Regions from separate parts of the Homo sapiens genome. Here region 1 is linked to region 2. Evidence: read pairs that join two places in POLR2A ChIA-PET (ENCODE). Cell type or tissue: CD4-positive, alpha-beta T cell. All regions are shown on one strand. Each heading gives the region's core, and the rest is flanking DNA. Links, peaks and the distances in the headings are about the cores only.

Region 1 (8,172 bases), core at 3,427-5,926, 370 kb after region 2:
TACGTAGCTATTTCCTATTAATACCTGCCACCTATGGGCCAGGAGTTTTATAAAATCACTGCATGTTCTCACAGCCATGCTGCCTTCGTGTAGATAAGAAAATTCAGGTTCAGAGTTTGTATGTGATTCCTGGTGGTCTGACCCCAAAGGGTGTGCTTTTCTCTACTAGACTATTTTTTCTTTGAGCAAACACTGTTTTTGGTACTAAAATTTAGGACAGGACTTACTCATCTTCCAGGTTACTTTTGTGGAGGGTGGAATATAATCTGTGACCTTTCTGAAATTAGGTCTCCTGGTGCAATTAACTCCTCTACCAAGGTAGCTTCAGGATAGGCTTCAACCAGTGCTCTCTGCAACCCTTCAGAAAATGCCAGAATGGGATAAAAGAAAAGAACACTGAATAGGTAAAGTAGAGTTTTTATTTATTTATTTATTTTTGAGATGGAGTCTCTCTCTGTCGCTCAGGCTGGAGTGCAGTGGCGTGATCTCGGCTCACCGCAACCTCCGCCTCCCAGGTTCAAGTGATTCTCATGCCTCGGCCTCCTGAGTAGCTGTGATTACAGGTGTGCACCACCACGCCCAGCTAATTTTTGTATTTTTAGTAGACAGGTTTTCACCATGTTGCCAAGGCTGGTCTTGAACTCATGACCTCAGGTGATCCACCCGCCTCGCCCTCCCAAAGTATTGGGATTACAGGTGTGAGCTACCACATCTGGCCTAAAGTAGGGTTCTTACCATGTCAACTGAATTTCAGAGCAAGCTTCCTGGATCCTGCAGCTAATTTAAGGCTATTCAAAGATCCTAAGACTAGCATGAAGTCTAGCAGGCTGGAAGTCACAGTTTATGCACTAAAATCCTTTCAGAGATAAAAGTCCTACTTCTTTCTTCTGTGGTATGGATCTCTATGATGATATCCAAGTAAAAAACAAGCTGGGATGTTTTAAAAGCTGTCATTAGCTCATCCTCAGTGATGAACAAAACAAAACCAGCAAGCATCCTTTAAGAGAAAAACAGAATTAGATATGTTATGTAAAAAATAAAAGGACTCTGGTTCTATCAGAATAAAATTTGGAAAATTAACTGGTTACATAAAAAGAACACAATAGGGGAAGAAAGAGAAACACTTTAAGAAAACACTGTCCATGGTTATGAAAAGTACCTTACAACTGAATATGAAATGTGGTCCTCACTCCTGGTAAATATCTCAAAAGGGTGATACCTAGCCTGCCCCTAAATTGAACTCCTATTTTTCAAAATGAACTTAATATCTGCTTCCTCCTTCTGGATTTGAGTCCGCCAATATTAATTTCTCCTTCTAAGCAAAAGAGCTTAGCTAGTCTGCCCCTAAAATGAACTCTTATTTTTCAAAATGAACTTGGTATCTGCTTCCTCTTTCTGGATTTGAGTCAGTCAATATTAATTTTTCCTTCTAACCAAAATAGCTTTTTGTTAAACCCACATCTTCCCAGACCACAGATGTGTGTTTGTGAGTGACTATCAATTCAATCTCTTCTTAGGAGGATGAATTCAATTCATCCTCCTAAGAAGAGCTGGCCTTGGGAAAACTCCATCCATAGCTTAACTTTGAGGAAGCAAACCCCGATGATTAAAACATGTAACTGGAGACAGACAAAGAAAAGGTGCAAATGATTGTCTAGAAGGCATCAGGAGGAAAGCACCAGAAAAAAGGGGAGAGGGACTAAAAGTCCACTGCTTATAGATATATTCTGCAAGAATGAGAGTCCAAGAGATTAGGCTTCCACCTAAGCTGTGATGTTTTAAGGCACCTTCTTTCCCCTGGGGATTAAATCCCTTTCATCCCTATTCTCCCTTTGAGGCTACAGTGAGAGCCACCATATTGGTAGAAAGTGATTTGCCATCCTGTCCCCTTGACCTTGCAGCCACCACTGATTGGTCCAGGGGGCACCTGATCCCTAGGCTGGGTCAATCAGCCCTCTTCCCTGGGAATTTGAGAATTGAAATTGAGAAAAAGAGTCATTCTGTCAAGGTGGTTAAAATGAGAGTTGGTGGCCGCCATGTTTTACCATGTGGCTTGAGGAGCCAAGAGGACAGACTGGCAAAGATTGGGCAGAACAAAGCCAATGGATAAGAGAAATGTGGGAATGGAAGAGGAGAGTGGGTAACGTTCACCCAAGATTCCTGTGAGCCTGAGCGTTCCTTTAAAAAGAGAAATCAAGCTGGGCACAGTGGCTCACGTCTGTATTCCCAGCACTTTGGGAGGCTGAGGCGGGCAGATCACCTGAGGTAGGGAATTCAAGACCAGCCTGGCCAACGTGGCGAAACCCCATCTCTACAAAAATTAGCTGGGCGTGGTGGCTTGTGCCTGTAATCCCAAGCTACTCGGGAGGCTGAGGCAGAAGAATCACTTGAATCCGGGAGGCGGAGGTTTGAGTAAGCCGAGATCATGCCATTGCACTCCAGCCTGGGTGACAGAACAAGACTGTCTCAACAACAACAACAACAAAAATCAGATTCCACCATCACCACTTAAAGCCCTCCCAGGGCTCCCTGTGAAACTCCGTTCCAGGGTTTCTGAAGCCTTCAGGGTGTCCCTGCTGGCCTGTCGGCCCCAGTCCTGGTGCAGCTCTCCCCTGCACGGCTCAGACCTGCTTGCGGAGGATCACAGGGCATGGCAGGACCCAGGGCACCCACGATGGCTCCCACCCGGTGGAGCTGGCCACTATCCCTGGGTCTCTTGTCTCTGCACACAACAACCCTAGTTCATTGGGCATCATGCTGCTTGCTCCCTCAGGCCAGGACCCTGGAACGCTCAAGGTACATCATCTTCTGACCTGTTGTCCACCATTGCCTCCTAACTGGCTTCTCTCCAAAGTGAGCTTTTAAATAAAATGGTAAGGCCAGGTGCGGTAGCTCGTGCCTGTAATCCCAACACTTTCCAAGGCCAGTGTGGGCAGATCACTTGAGTCCAGGAGTTCGACAGGGAGAAACTTGGTCTCCACAAAAAATACAAACAAACAAACAAATAAATAAATAATTTTAGCCAGGCGTGGTGGTGCACGCCTATAGTCCCAGCTGCTTGGGAGGCTGAGGTGGGAGGATCACTTGAGCCTGGGAGGCAGAGGCTGCAGTGAGCCGAGATCGCGCCACTGCATTCCAGCCTCGGCAACGGAGACCCTGTATTTAAAAAAAAAAAAATATATAAATCCAGTCAGATTAGTTCCTTGCCCAGAGCCATCCAGTGGTTTTCCCATATGCTGGGAAGGAACTCCAGGGTCCTGACCACAGCCCACAGGGCCTACATGAGTTACTACCCCTATTATATCCACTTTTTCCTTCCCACTCCTGCCTCAGCCTCAGGAGTAGCTGGGATTACACGTGCACGCCACCATAACCGGGCAATTTTTTTTGTATTTTGTTAGTAGAGATGGGGTTTCATCATGTTGGCTAGGTTGGTCTCGAACTCCTGACCTCAGGTAATCTGCCCACCTCGGCCTCCCGAGGTGCTGGGATTACAGGTGTAAGCCACCACGCCGGCCCCTGCTTTAATTTTTAAATTCATCACCTGACCTCAAATTACAGAGCTATGTTGTCTCCTGCTAGAGTGTAAACTCTATGAGGGCAGGACCTGGACTACTTCACTGCAGTTCCCCCAGCTTCTACAACAGTGCCAGACACATAGCAGGTGCTCAACAGTGTTTTGTGAATGAGTGAAGAGCGTTTCGTGCTGAAGAAACACCACAGTCAGAGGCCCTGGGCCACCTCTGTTTAGGTGATCAGCTAAATGGAGCTGCCGTCCTGCCTGGTGACCAGCAGGACATGTCAGGGGCAGGTGAGGGAGGGGCAGGCACACTGGTACCCGCACTTCCATTTTGCCAATTCTTGTTGCAAGGCTGCTGCAGAGACACTCATTAGGTACAGCCTCATTAGGCTCAAAGCTCACATATAGGAAGAGAACAGATTTCTGAGAGGGAGTTAATTTAGGGCAGCCCGAACGCAGGACAACTCTTGCTTGAGTATTTCTTTCAGGTGGGAGACCTAATACTACCTGGAAACATTTTTGGAGTAATAAGTTTTCTTCCCTCATTTCCCCTGACTCTCCCATTTCCAGTGTTGAACCTTCATAGCACACTTCAATTACAAGAGCTATCTGGCAGACATAAGCTTATTCAATTAGTCACTCGCTCCCATAATAACCAGGTTGGATCATAAAGGGAGGGTTCTTTAATCAAAATCACACAGTACAGTAAACAAGAATGAGGAACCTCTTTATGTTCTGATGTGGGACAATCTCCAATAAGTCGTGTTAAGTGCAGAACAAAACCAAATTGCAGAACAATGGCAGCAGTGTGCTACCTTTTGGAAAAAAAAAAGAAGAAAAGAAAATATGTTTAGATTTGCTCGTATCTGCATAAAGAGACACTTGAAGGATGGTGCAGTAGATAAATCCATGGATTCAGGGGCTGGGCTGTGTGGATTTGACTCCCTATTCTACTGCATAGCTGTGTGACTGTGGGCAAATTACTTAACCTCTCTGTGCTTGTGCTTCCTCATTTGTTAAAAGGACAAAATAACAGCATTTGCTCAGAGCCTGTAAACAAGTTAATCTTCACAAAGCATTTAGAACAGTGTGTGTCCTGTTGTAAGTGGTAAATAAACATCATGATTATTACTGTTATTGATACAGGAGATAGAAATTATTTAGGCAGATAGTAAGGGTATAAGAGTCCTCCACAGAATTTCCCTTTTAACAAAAAGCAGGCCCCAAATAATTTCTTTTTTTTTAACAAAGAGCAGTCTGAAAAATCAAGCTGCAGACATAGATAAGCAAGCTGGAAGCTTGCACGGGTGAACACCGGCAGCTATGCCAGTAGAAAAGGGCTACGTAAGGGCCAGGTATGTTTAACATGGAGGCTCCACTCTTCCCTTTTCTTTGCCACCACATGTACAGTAAGGAAACAGGTAACATGGCGCTGGCCAGGTGGAGAACCAGCTGCATAATAAAAGATGAGTGTGGGGTGGCCAGCTTTTTCATGCCCTACGCAAATGACACACCTAGCCCTAAACAGTTTTTGGTGCCCTATGCAAATGACACACCTGGTTCAACCAATCTTTTGCATCCTATGTAAATCAGCCACTGCCTCCTCAAGCTCATCTATGAAACGCCTTGCATTCCACTGCGGAACCAGCAATCCATTTCTCTTGGACCCCTCTCTCTGCAGTAGAGAGAGCTCTTCTCTTTCTTTTGCTTATTAAACTTCCACTCTGAACCTCAGTATTTGTGTGTCTGTGTCTTAGTTTTCCGTGGCCGTGAGACAATGAATCTTGGGTATTTACTCCCGACACTGACGCCGGTTCATTATTATGTCTATCTTTCAGCGTGGTTATCTGTGTTACAGGGAGCTGGGAGCAGACAGTAGGCAAGAGTGGAAGAACTCTGTGTAACTTTTTATTATATGCAAATAAGTTATTTAAAACACTAAACTAATAATTGCCATTTAACAGTTAAAAGTCTCTTGCTTGCTACAAACGGATTTCAAGATCTGGCTTATTTTGAAGATCACTGGATTCATACTTTTTTGTGCTAATTGAGGGGGCTCCCTAGACACCCCGTTTTTCTATTTTTCACTGTGACTTTATCCCTCTGCCTAGCCTTTTAAACTTCTTACTCCACTGTGTCAGCAATAACAACAATAATAAATACAGTTATAATAAACATCATTTTTTGATCATTTACCACTTTACATATATTATCTCATTTAATCTTCAAGAGTTCTGTGAGGTATTAGTTCCATTTCACAGAGAGGGATGAAATCAGCTTGTCCAAAATTACAAAGCTAGAGAGGAATAGAGCCTGGATTCATTCCAAGGTGTAACCCCAAGTCTCCTATTCCAGAGTTTCTCAACTTTGTTAAAATTCGGAATCCTATGCTTTGCTCTAGACCTACAGAATGAGTCTCAGGTCAGGTGTGGGCGTTCTCCTGGGATGATCTCCAATAAGTAGTGTTAAGCACAGAACAAAAGCAACATGCTGATCAATGGCAGCAGCAGAGGGTCTGAGCATCTCGGACCCTCTGAAGCTTGAGGGTCACGATGACAAGCCTGTCCGCCCACTGCATAGGCCCTCTTGGCTCTGACCTTTCATTGCTGTCTCTGATCTTGTTTCAAGCCCCTCGCCTACTTCCAGAGCCCGTGGAAGTGGAGAAGTTGATGGAAGATGTTGGCCCCACATTCCTGCGTGGTGCCGATTCACACTCCTGTGTGGGGCGGAGAACACCAGCTCGCTCTACGGTATCAAACACCTCTCCAGCTGTGCACAGCCTTTTGGCTCCTTGGCTCTTGGCCAGGAGATGGAACCTGACATACCTCAGGAAGCACGGCCTCTGGAAGGTGCCCCTCTGCAGCAGTGAGGGTATGTTTAGGGCCACGGGGGCAATTTACAACTCTCCTTGGAACCTGCAAGGTCTCCCAGCAATGACAGCTGAGCTGAACATTAAACTGAAATTCCTTTAATGCCACCACCAAAATCCTTCCAGGAAATGCCCCAGCAGGCAGTGTCATCCTTAGAGTCTCCTTCCTTTGTAACAAACTGTGTAGAGTCCCCAGGGCAGCCTAGGTGTGAGCAGTAATTCACTCTCAGCACAGTCAGAGGAGACATGCTTTGTGATCTCAGTCCCAGCAGCGAATAAAAGAGTTACTGTCTGCTTGGAAATCAGCTGCTGGAGTCGAGCAGATCATCAGCTAAACAACTGCTATTGGACAGAAGAAAGGGCCTCAAGGGCTCCCAGGAGATTGTGCTAATTAATTAGCCAATGGCACAAAGAAGGCAACAGTCCATAGCTCAGTCCAGCAGGTTCTCCCAGGGGTGGGAGCTGGGGAGGGAAAAAGAAGGAAAATAAAATGCTTTCAAAGGTCCAGATTAGAAACTTCTTCAGCTGGCAATCATCCCCAAAGACATGATTTTCTAAAAGTGGCTGTTGTTGTTTCTCCAGGTTCCTAGGACCTCACTGCAGAAGATGCTGAAGCATGTGAGAACTGCTGTACCCCGCCAAACGGAGGGGCAGGAGGAAAAGGCCACTGAGATTCTTTCAAGTCCAGATCAACGGGTATGAGTCTTTCTTCCGAAGCTGATGAACGACACAAACGGTGGAGGAACCACTTCAGATATTTTTTAAGTCACCATGAAGAAGTATGAATATTTTTATAGGCTTATGCTTTACAAATTGAATTAACAATCATTATCCCACTGATTCTGCAAAGTACAGATGAGAGGCAAAGAAAGACAAGGCAAATAAAACTGGCCAGGGTAGTTTTTCCTCCAGAGTTTGTCGCTTCCCATTCTATCCATCCTCCTCTTTTTCCTCTCTTTGCTAACTGCTGATGCAACTACCTTTACTTTGGCCCCGTTTATATTCGGAAGACTTTTACTAAGATTACTTTGCGAAGAAACATAGGATTCTTGTTTTGGAACCTGCCATTAAGTGCAAAGTCCAAGATAAACCAGAGCAGTGAATTGAAAGTTCTAAATCCGCTTAAAAGCTTCTGTGTTCCACAATTCACTGCAGATTTAAAAAAAGAAACCTGGCTACTAAATCACTATGCTTAGAGCCAGACAAGCAAGATCACAACACACTACAATATCTTGGTAGAATGACTTATTAAGTGCACTTAAGTGTACACTAAAATGCAAAGGAAAGTTAACACAGCAGGTTGAACCCAGTGCTTCCTAACCATCCCATCTCTTTCTTCATGTTGAGCTTCTTCGCCAGTATGGGCAAGTACCACTATCTTCATTTCCAGATGTGTTCAGATAAGCATAAATCTCTGCTAGGAACACAAATAATGCCAGCATCAACTATCAGGAAGGAACCAGAGTGTCCTAACTTCTTAGGTAGAGAGCCATTTCCTGCAACTTCTAATTTCACAGTGTGAGGTCAACTCAGTCATTTTCACTACAACAGTCAAGAGTCAAAAAATTATAACCAAGCTCTCATGATTATTTAGATAAAAAGACATCCTTGAAGAGCCTACAGCAACTTGTATCAGAAAACGTTATAGGATAAAAATATTCTGCCTACTTTACAAAGAAGTGAAAAACCTTAGAAAGAGTACAATGGATTTTTACAATCCACTCCGGGTGCAAGTGTAATTTTCCCCATCACTGGAGTGGATAAATACAGGTTTTATCCTCTT
Region 2 (8,172 bases), core at 3,579-6,078:
GATTACAGGCGTGCACCACCACACCTGGCTAATTTTGTATTTTTTATAGAGATAGGGTTTCATCATGTTGGCCAGGCTGGTCTTGAACTCCTGACCTCAAGTGATCCGCCCACCTCGGCCTCCCAAAGTGCTGGGATTACAGGCATGAGCCACCGTGCCAGGCCAAGCCTTCTTAATGTGAGATTCAGCCGAGTGAGGATGGCTGGGCCTTGCCACTCTGGCCATCTGCATCTTGACAGCAGTATTTGGAAAGTCTCTGCCTAGCCCACACGTTTCCTTCTAACAATACTACAAAAGTCTGCAATCTGGGACTTTAGAAAGACAGTAAAAAAGATCTGATAAGAATGACTGAAAGCACCGCTATTAAACAAGAATTGCAGTTTACTGCAATTAATTGAAGAATAATTTATATCACGCATGTGCATTTCATGCACCTATGTGACCTGTACTTCTGATGTAGGTGATTATGATATTGATTTCCTGAGCATTGGGAGTTGGTGAAAACCCTCTGATGGGTGTGGCTGAGGATGAGCTTGTTTGCTCTGCTGTGCTCTGGATTTGTCTTCTGCCTGCGTCCGGGTGTGGCCACTCCCGTTCTGCAGGTGCCACGCTGTTCTGAGAGGCCAGGATGATCATTATTCTTCTCCACTTGGTGACCTTGTTCACAGACCATGCAGTCTTCACACCAAAGCTGCTGCAGCGTCCGCCTGCATGTTCCCACTGCCTGCCACCTGTGTGTGCCCTTGGTGCCCTGCCCCTGTCTGCTTGCTCTAGGATGCGATATGCTCTTTAGAGGGTGTGTGTACTGTGCCAATATAATGTGTTAATTCTGCTTTATTTGATGTGGAAAAACATTTCTAATTGGAATATGAGATAAAAATGTATCCCAAGGTAGCAGAAACCTGGACTCAATAATACTCCCCATATACACCTTAAAACAGGGATCCCCAACCCCTGGACTGGTACTGGTCTGTGGCCTGTTAGGAACCAGGCCGCACAGCAGGAGGTGAGTGGCTGGCGAGCAAGCATTACTGCCTGAGCTCCACCTCCTGTCAGATCAGCAGCAGCATCGGATTCTCATAGGAGCCGATCCTATTGTGAACTATGCATGTAAGGGATCTAGGTTGTGTGCTCCTTATGAGAATCTAATGCCTGATGATCTGATGTGGAACAGTTTCATCCCCAAACCACCCCCCTACCCTGGTCTTTGGAAAAATTGTCTTCTATGCAACCGGTCCCTGGTGGCAAATAGTTTGGGGACGGCTGCCTTAAAACACCCTCCTGGCTGCCACAGCTCAAGGGTTGCCTGCTGAGGAACTTCAAACTGTGCTCATGTGGGCACAGAAGCATCGTGCAGGGCTGCACTGTCACCAGCCCCAGCAGCCACAGGGCAGTTTGTCACCAGCTCCCTGAGAATCAACTCCAGTGTGATGGAGGTGACCCCTTGCTCCAGAAGTCTGAAGTTAACAAAGATAAACTTAGTCAGTTAGAAGGGATTAAGCAGGAGACAGTGGAATAGCTACAACAGCCGAACAACCCACTCAAATCTTGCCCACTTTTGCAGATCCAAAGAATTCCTGCAGCTTTGAAGTCCAGAGTGAGAAATGAGAAGGACCCAGGAGACCAGATAATGCTGTAAAGTCTTCAGAAGAAAAATCTAGAAGAGTAGATTATAAAGATGGAGTTAATAAACTTTTAATCGTTTACTCTATTACCATTTAGCTTTTTTTGAAACCAGGTAAACATTTTATTATAAATATATATATAGTTATATATAATATTATATTATATAGTTATATATAATATTATATTATATATTTATATATAATATTATATTATATATTTATATATAATATTATATTATATATTTATATATAATATTATATTATATTATATTAATATTATATATATTTGTAATTATATATTTATAATTTATATATATTTATATATATATAGTTTTGAGATGGAGTCTTGCTTTGTTGCCCAGGATGGAGTGCAGTGGCGTGATCTCAACTCACTGTAACCTCCACCTCCAGGTTCAAGCAATTCTCCTTTCTCAGCCTCCTGAGTAGCTGGGACTACAGGCGCACACCACCACGCCTGGCTAATTTTTGTATTTTTAGTAGAGAGGAGGTTTCACCATATTGGTCAGACTGGTCTCAAACTCCTGACCTAAGGAGATCCACCTGCCTTGGCCTCTGAAAGTGCTGGGATTACAGGCATGAGCCACCAGGCCCGGCTTTACTTTATTATGTTTTTAAACTAGTTTAAACAGAAAAAAACTAAACAAACAACCTAGGATTGCTGGCCAGGAACAAAAGGAGTGCTAGGCTCAGAGACACGGGATGAAGTCTCTGTGTCTCACAGATGCCTGTGTGGACCAAGGTCTGATGTGAATGGCACACTAACCAGGAAATCAGAACGGGACTGGTGAGGACAGAGAGGAGGTGGGGTGGGAGAAAGCGCCCTGGCTTGGAGCCTTGAGAAGCCACGTAAGCCTTGCACTGTGGTTTTGATTTTAATGCAGATAGCCTGTCTCCTTATAAGACTCTGTGTTGTAGGTTATCACAGTTATTGTTCCCAGTGAATTCCACCTCCACAGCCTTGGTAGTCTCCTCCCATGAGGACTTGAAATTTGGCCATGTGACTTGCTTTGGCCAATGGGATGTCAGCAAGCTTGATATAAGACGCAGCTTGAAGAACGCTTGTGTTTTGGGGCTTGCCCTTTCAGAATGCTACCTCCAGGTGATGAAACATGACCAGCTGACAGCCAACACCAACCTCTAGACATGTGTGTGAGGCCATATTAGACCCCACCCCTCCACCCAGGCTCAGCTGAACTGCCAGATAGATGGCTTCGGCAGCATGAACCATCAGGCACAACCAGCAGAAGAACCACTAGGTAAGCCCAGCCCACACTGCTAACCCATTGCAATCCTGAGCAGATCTGTTGTCGTTCTAAGCCACTACATTTTGGTATGGTTCAAGAATGAAAAATAGTACAGAGTAGCTAAATCTAGATCTCACGCTGTGATTCAGGTTAGGCATTTAATCTCCCTTTGAATCCAGTTTCATCTGTAGATTGGAGATCTTGTCCAGGTAAAAATGGAAGCTGTTGATGAGTTCCTTTTCCCTCTAATTGCATCATGAAGCCAGATACGTGTTTTGCAACATTCACAGGAGAGAAGTTTACTAATTATCCACCAGTATTCTCTCCAGTGAGAAAGTTTGAGGACTTTAGGGAGGAACCTGTGTACCAGCTGAACTACTAAAAGGTTCATGTCACTGTAGCCCCCCAGCTACTGGAGTGAGCTTGGTCCTCAGGAATCATTCCAGCCGAGCAGCCCAACTCCCGAGGCAGTGCCGGTATAAGGCCCATGACAAAGCACATTTCGAGATGCCACCAATGACCTTGCACACGTTTTCTTTTCTTTCCATAGAGAGTAAAGGGGGACCATCAGCCTTAATGTATGGAACTGCATCCGCATTTCTTTGTAATTTCAGGGTATTGTGTTTGGTAACTGAAAAACTAGTTTGCCTTTTGGCCCTGGGTTTGCATTTTACAACCAATTATGTAAATAATCTGTTAATGATTATATTTGTAATGACTGATAAATGTAATTTAAAAATAAAACAAATAGACTCTGTATTCACTAGGGTCCTTTTACTCAGAGTTATTTGTTTAATGAGTCATATCTTTTTTATTTCTTCTCCACTGAGAGGCCAACCTGGCTGCAGTTTAGTTGCCAGGTTTCTCAAAAATAGGTGTCCTATTTGCACCTAAGAAATGCAGTGTATAAACAGATACGTCTTAACTTCTAAGGAAGGTTAACGTTTTCTTCTTGTCTGTCACCTTGCCCACAGCAGAAGGAGCAGCAGTCATTTCAGACATTTATTATGCGGGTGCTGCTTCTACAAATCTTTCAACAGCTACTAGTCCATCAAGGACAAAGCCCCAGGACAGATTTCTCCAGGGTACCATTGAATGGCATCCCAGATGGAGGACCTTTCCTTTGGGAGATACTAGGGCTGCCATCTGGGTACACATCCTTGAATAGCTTGAGGCTTTCTGGACACATCAGACTTTGTCATGATTGGGCATCAAAGGCATGAGCTTATAGGACCTTGATGTAAGATCCTCTCAATAACAGGCATCTCTGTTACATACAATTTTCAACTGTCTATTCAATAATCAGTCAATCAAAAAACAACTGCCATGACATACTACGAATGCTCCAGATGGTAGTAAGCTACCAAAGATACACAAAATAAAGTCTCTGGTCAAGCACATGAATGTTCTGCATATTCAAAAAAAATAAAGTTAAATCACGAAAGATGAAGGGGGAAAACTCAAACAAAATGCAAATAGAAACAAATGAACCCAGCTGTATTTCAAATGAATAATAGGCTGAATAAAGGTGCAGGAGGGAGAGAACTAATCCATGTAATTAATTTTTTTTTTTTTTTTAAGAAATTGGATCTGGCTCTGTTACCAGGGCTGGAGTGTGGTGGTGTGATCATAGCTCACTGCAGCCTTGAACTTCTGGGCTCGGGTGATCCTCCCACCTCAGCCTCCCAAGTAGCTGGGACTACAGGCATAAGCCATTGTACTCAGCTCCCCAGGTAATTTTTGAACAAAGTACTTTAACCATTAGACTCCAGTCTAGGAAAATAAAAGAAGTGCAAACCAATCTTGCACTCTTTTTAGTAGGTTTGTTCTGTGCAGTGATGTGAAGGTGGCAATGGGTGTTGCAGAATTGAGCACACGAGTAAATATGTTAATGTTTTGGAAATAAGTCCTCACCATGGAAGAAGGGATGTGCAAATTTGGAAGGGAGGAAATTAAGGAAGAACCCGGTGAGACTGGCCTGGAATCAGAGACAGCAGTGAAACTCATGCTTTCCCTCCTCACCTCTCTGAACTTTAGCTGCTATTCTTTGATTTCTTGCCTCTGTAGCTCTGCTCATCCTGTTCTAGTCACAGAGAATTTCTTTCCCATAACTTTTGTATATTAAAATCTTACCTCTTCTCCATGAGGCCTTCTATCCTCCCTCTCTCCTGATCACAGCAATCTCATTTCCTCTGAATTTCCATGGTACTGTAACTAAAACTCATTAAAAGCACATTCATGTTTATGTTAGAATAAAATTCTTTATGGAAGTCTTACCTTACCTATAATGAGCACGTTTTAATAAAAACCAGCATCTGATTCTTCCTTGTTTTTTACCAGGTTCCAATGCATTCGATAATGCCTCATTGAATGAAAGAAAGCAGAGATTAGTTGAACAAGAATAAATAAGCATTCTGAAAAAAAAATCTGAAAATATAACCACACACACCTTAAAAAGGGAAGATGTACCCTGATGATAAATTTTGGTTGAATAAGCCTACTGTAAATCCTCAGTGTGAAATGCCCTCCAGAAATGTAGTGAGTGTGCAGGATACATTAGTAGAGACACAGTACTTAGAACAAGGGAGGTGAATGAGCCACTCTCTTCAGCCTTCAGGGGACTATTGTCCTATGTTCAAATTTTTGGTATTTGGCCAACATCTTTTGGCCATAATTTTGGAGTACCGTGTGCAGCATGCAAAACCATGTCATGGGCAGAATGGGAGGACCAGGATTATTTGGACTGGAAGAGAGACTCCTGGGAAAGAGAAGGGGCTAAGAGAATGGAGGACGCACACAAATTGTCTTTAAATGTATGCAGAGGGATTTAAACATGGAAGAGGGATTTGATTTATTCTATATCCATCTGGAGTGCAGAAACAGGGTCAGTTTGGGTGAAGATGGGTGGGAAGGACATTTTTGTCTCAACACAAGGAAGTGCTGTCTGAAAAGGAAAGTTGTCTAACTTGGAATGGGCAGTTTGCGGTCAGATCTTCATTTTCACCTTCTTGGTATCAGCAAGGTGGTACAGGACAACTGTGTAAGAGGCATGGGGTCAAACTGGATGACTTCTAGATACCTTCCACTCTAATGTCCCATAAATCTATGGTGTTAAGAAGAAAAGACCCAAAAACACTTAGTGAACTAACCAGCATGTGAGTGAATGCCGGCAGCGAAGTACAGACAATGGAGTACAAAAAGTGCCAGGAAGAGGTCACTGGAGTTCTTGGGCTGGGCCTCATGGAGGAGTGGGTGGAATAGAAACAAATGAACCCAGCTGTATTTCAGGTCACAGGGCAGTAGGGCGGGGAAACTTTGGGTTGAAGCTCCAGCAGAAACCCAGGGCTAGAGGAAGGGCTGGGGAAGTTCAGTGCATAGCAGAGATGGGGAGCTGGGAGCTCAGGTAGAGAAACGATGTTCTGTAGAAATGCGGGGGTCAAACTGTGCTTTGAAAGCTTATTAGAGGAATTAAGGCAGAAAAAATAATCATGCCCTGAATTTGAAATTCTAGGCCAGGCACAGTGACTCACACCTGTAATCCCCGCACTTTGGGAGGCCGAGGCGGGCGGATCACTTGAGATCAGGAGTTCGAGACCAGCCTAGCCAACATAGTGAAACCCCTTCTCTACAAAAAATACAAAAATTAGCAGGGCGTGTGGTGAGCCCCTGTAGTCCCAGCTACTCAGGAGGCTGAGGCAGGAGAATCACTCAAACCCGGGAAGCAGAGGTTGCAGTGAGCTGAGATCGCGCCACTGCACTCCAGCCTGGGCGACAAAGCGACAAAGCAAGACTCCGTCTCAAAAAAAAAAAAAAAAAAAGAAAAGGAAAGAAAAAGAAAAAAGAAAAAAAAGAGATAAAAAAATTGAAGTTCTAGTTCTTATTTCTGTCAATTACTAGCTCAATGACAGTGAGGAAACCACTTTTTCTGGGTCTTCACTTCCCCACTTTGCAAGTAAGGAGGCTGGAGAGCATGGCTAAGTTTCCTTCTGCTCTACAAGGTGCTGACTCCATTGGCTGCCATTGTAGATTCAGGAGCAAGAGAGGGACAGAGAGGAGTATTTTAGGAAGATTAATTTAATATGCAGGGTAGATGGAAGTCAGAGGAGAGCAGAAGTAGGAAGAACAGCTGAGAGGCAATTCCAGTAACTGTTTCTCAAAATAATGTCATTCAACTTTAATATCGTTTACTCAGAGTTTATGTCAAAGTGTTAAGAAGTACGATGTTTGGTACCTCTATATGACAACTTTCTTTCTAGGTCAAATTAATTCTCTGTTTCCTTGAGTAATGAAGAAAACGCAATGCTGATACTATCACTAAAAGCACTACACCCATGACCTAAGTCTGGTGAATATTTGTTTGTCATATTCTTTCATGAGAACAGTTTACATAATGGCTCACTTAGCAGAGGATTTCTCTGTTACCATGTCCTGCAAAAAAATCAGCACCATCTGCAAAAAGATTTTGAGACATACAGAGGAATTTTCACGTGTCGATTTTTCTCAGCGCATGTGGCTTGATCATGGAGTTAACAATGCTGACCTCTTATTCCTGTCCTCTTTCAGCAGGCACTTTGTTTTGTGACGAACTTTCATCCCAAGTTGTAGAAGAGGTCTTACAATGACAGTTTGCTCTGTTTCTTAAAATAAAATGCTTTCCACAGAAAGCTGAGTGCCAGAGCTGTTCGTGGGAGGCGGTGACACCTCTCTAGGTCACTGGTTTGCGGCTGGCTACAGACTGAGAGGGAAAGAAAGTCATGGCCACCTTGTGGTGACTGGGGCTGGCAGGGGCAGGAGGTAAGATGGAAGGGGAGCAGGGGAATCTTTGATTGCCGTGAACTGGCTGCTTCAGTGAGCTAGAAACGCAAATTAGAGAACCATGAGGCTGTAGGTCAGTGTCTGGAATCCCTTCCGAGAGTGGCCTGGCGGTGATGTGATGTGACAGGTACTGCCCCATGACTAAGCAGGGAGGTGTGAGAACTGCAGCCTAAAACTCTCAGCTCCTAGAGGTGTGATCTGCGCCCATGGATAGATAAGTGCAAGGTGCTCTGAAGGAACTGGAGTGAGGGAGAGCCACCGTGGGTCGCTGGCAACACCCCTTTGACATCCCTCTGCATGGGAATTGGCCACCCCAGGGTCCCACACCTGCCTTTCTTCTTCCTTCCTTTCCTGCCTTTATTTCTACCTCATCCAATGCCTGAACAGAAAACAGATTTTGAGAGGAAGAGCATTTGGGAGAAGCAAGATTACATCTGGATGGTATTTGAGGCCTGGGAGTCGTTCTG

Evidence for each region. ChIA-PET counts read pairs that join two places held together with the same protein. Peaks named below come from ENCODE experiments on the same cell type or tissue, not always from the same donor. Only the 100,000 strongest peaks of a DNase experiment are listed, where the experiment ranks them.
Region 1: POLR2A ChIA-PET joins it to region 2 with 11 read pairs; 2 of 35 experiments call an interaction of 5 or more read pairs at or near these places.

The regions. Positions count from the first base shown.
Region 1 is chr10:113,709,809-113,717,980 of GRCh38, reverse strand. All of the region lies in intron 2 of CASP7 (caspase 7), which reads right to left. It overlaps LOC124902505 (a long non-coding RNA gene), which reads left to right and starts at 6,132. Exons shown (of 2, transcript XR_007062294.1): 1 at 6,132-6,391; 2 at 6,972-7,300. In CD4-positive, alpha-beta T cell, for the core only: no CTCF peak of the experiment used is centred there; no DNase peak of the experiment used is centred there.
Region 2 is chr10:114,077,612-114,085,783 of GRCh38, reverse strand. LOC124902554 (a long non-coding RNA gene) reads left to right here and starts at 2,710. Exons shown (of 2, transcript XR_007062383.1): 1 at 2,710-2,902. In CD4-positive, alpha-beta T cell, for the core only: no CTCF peak of the experiment used is centred there; no DNase peak of the experiment used is centred there.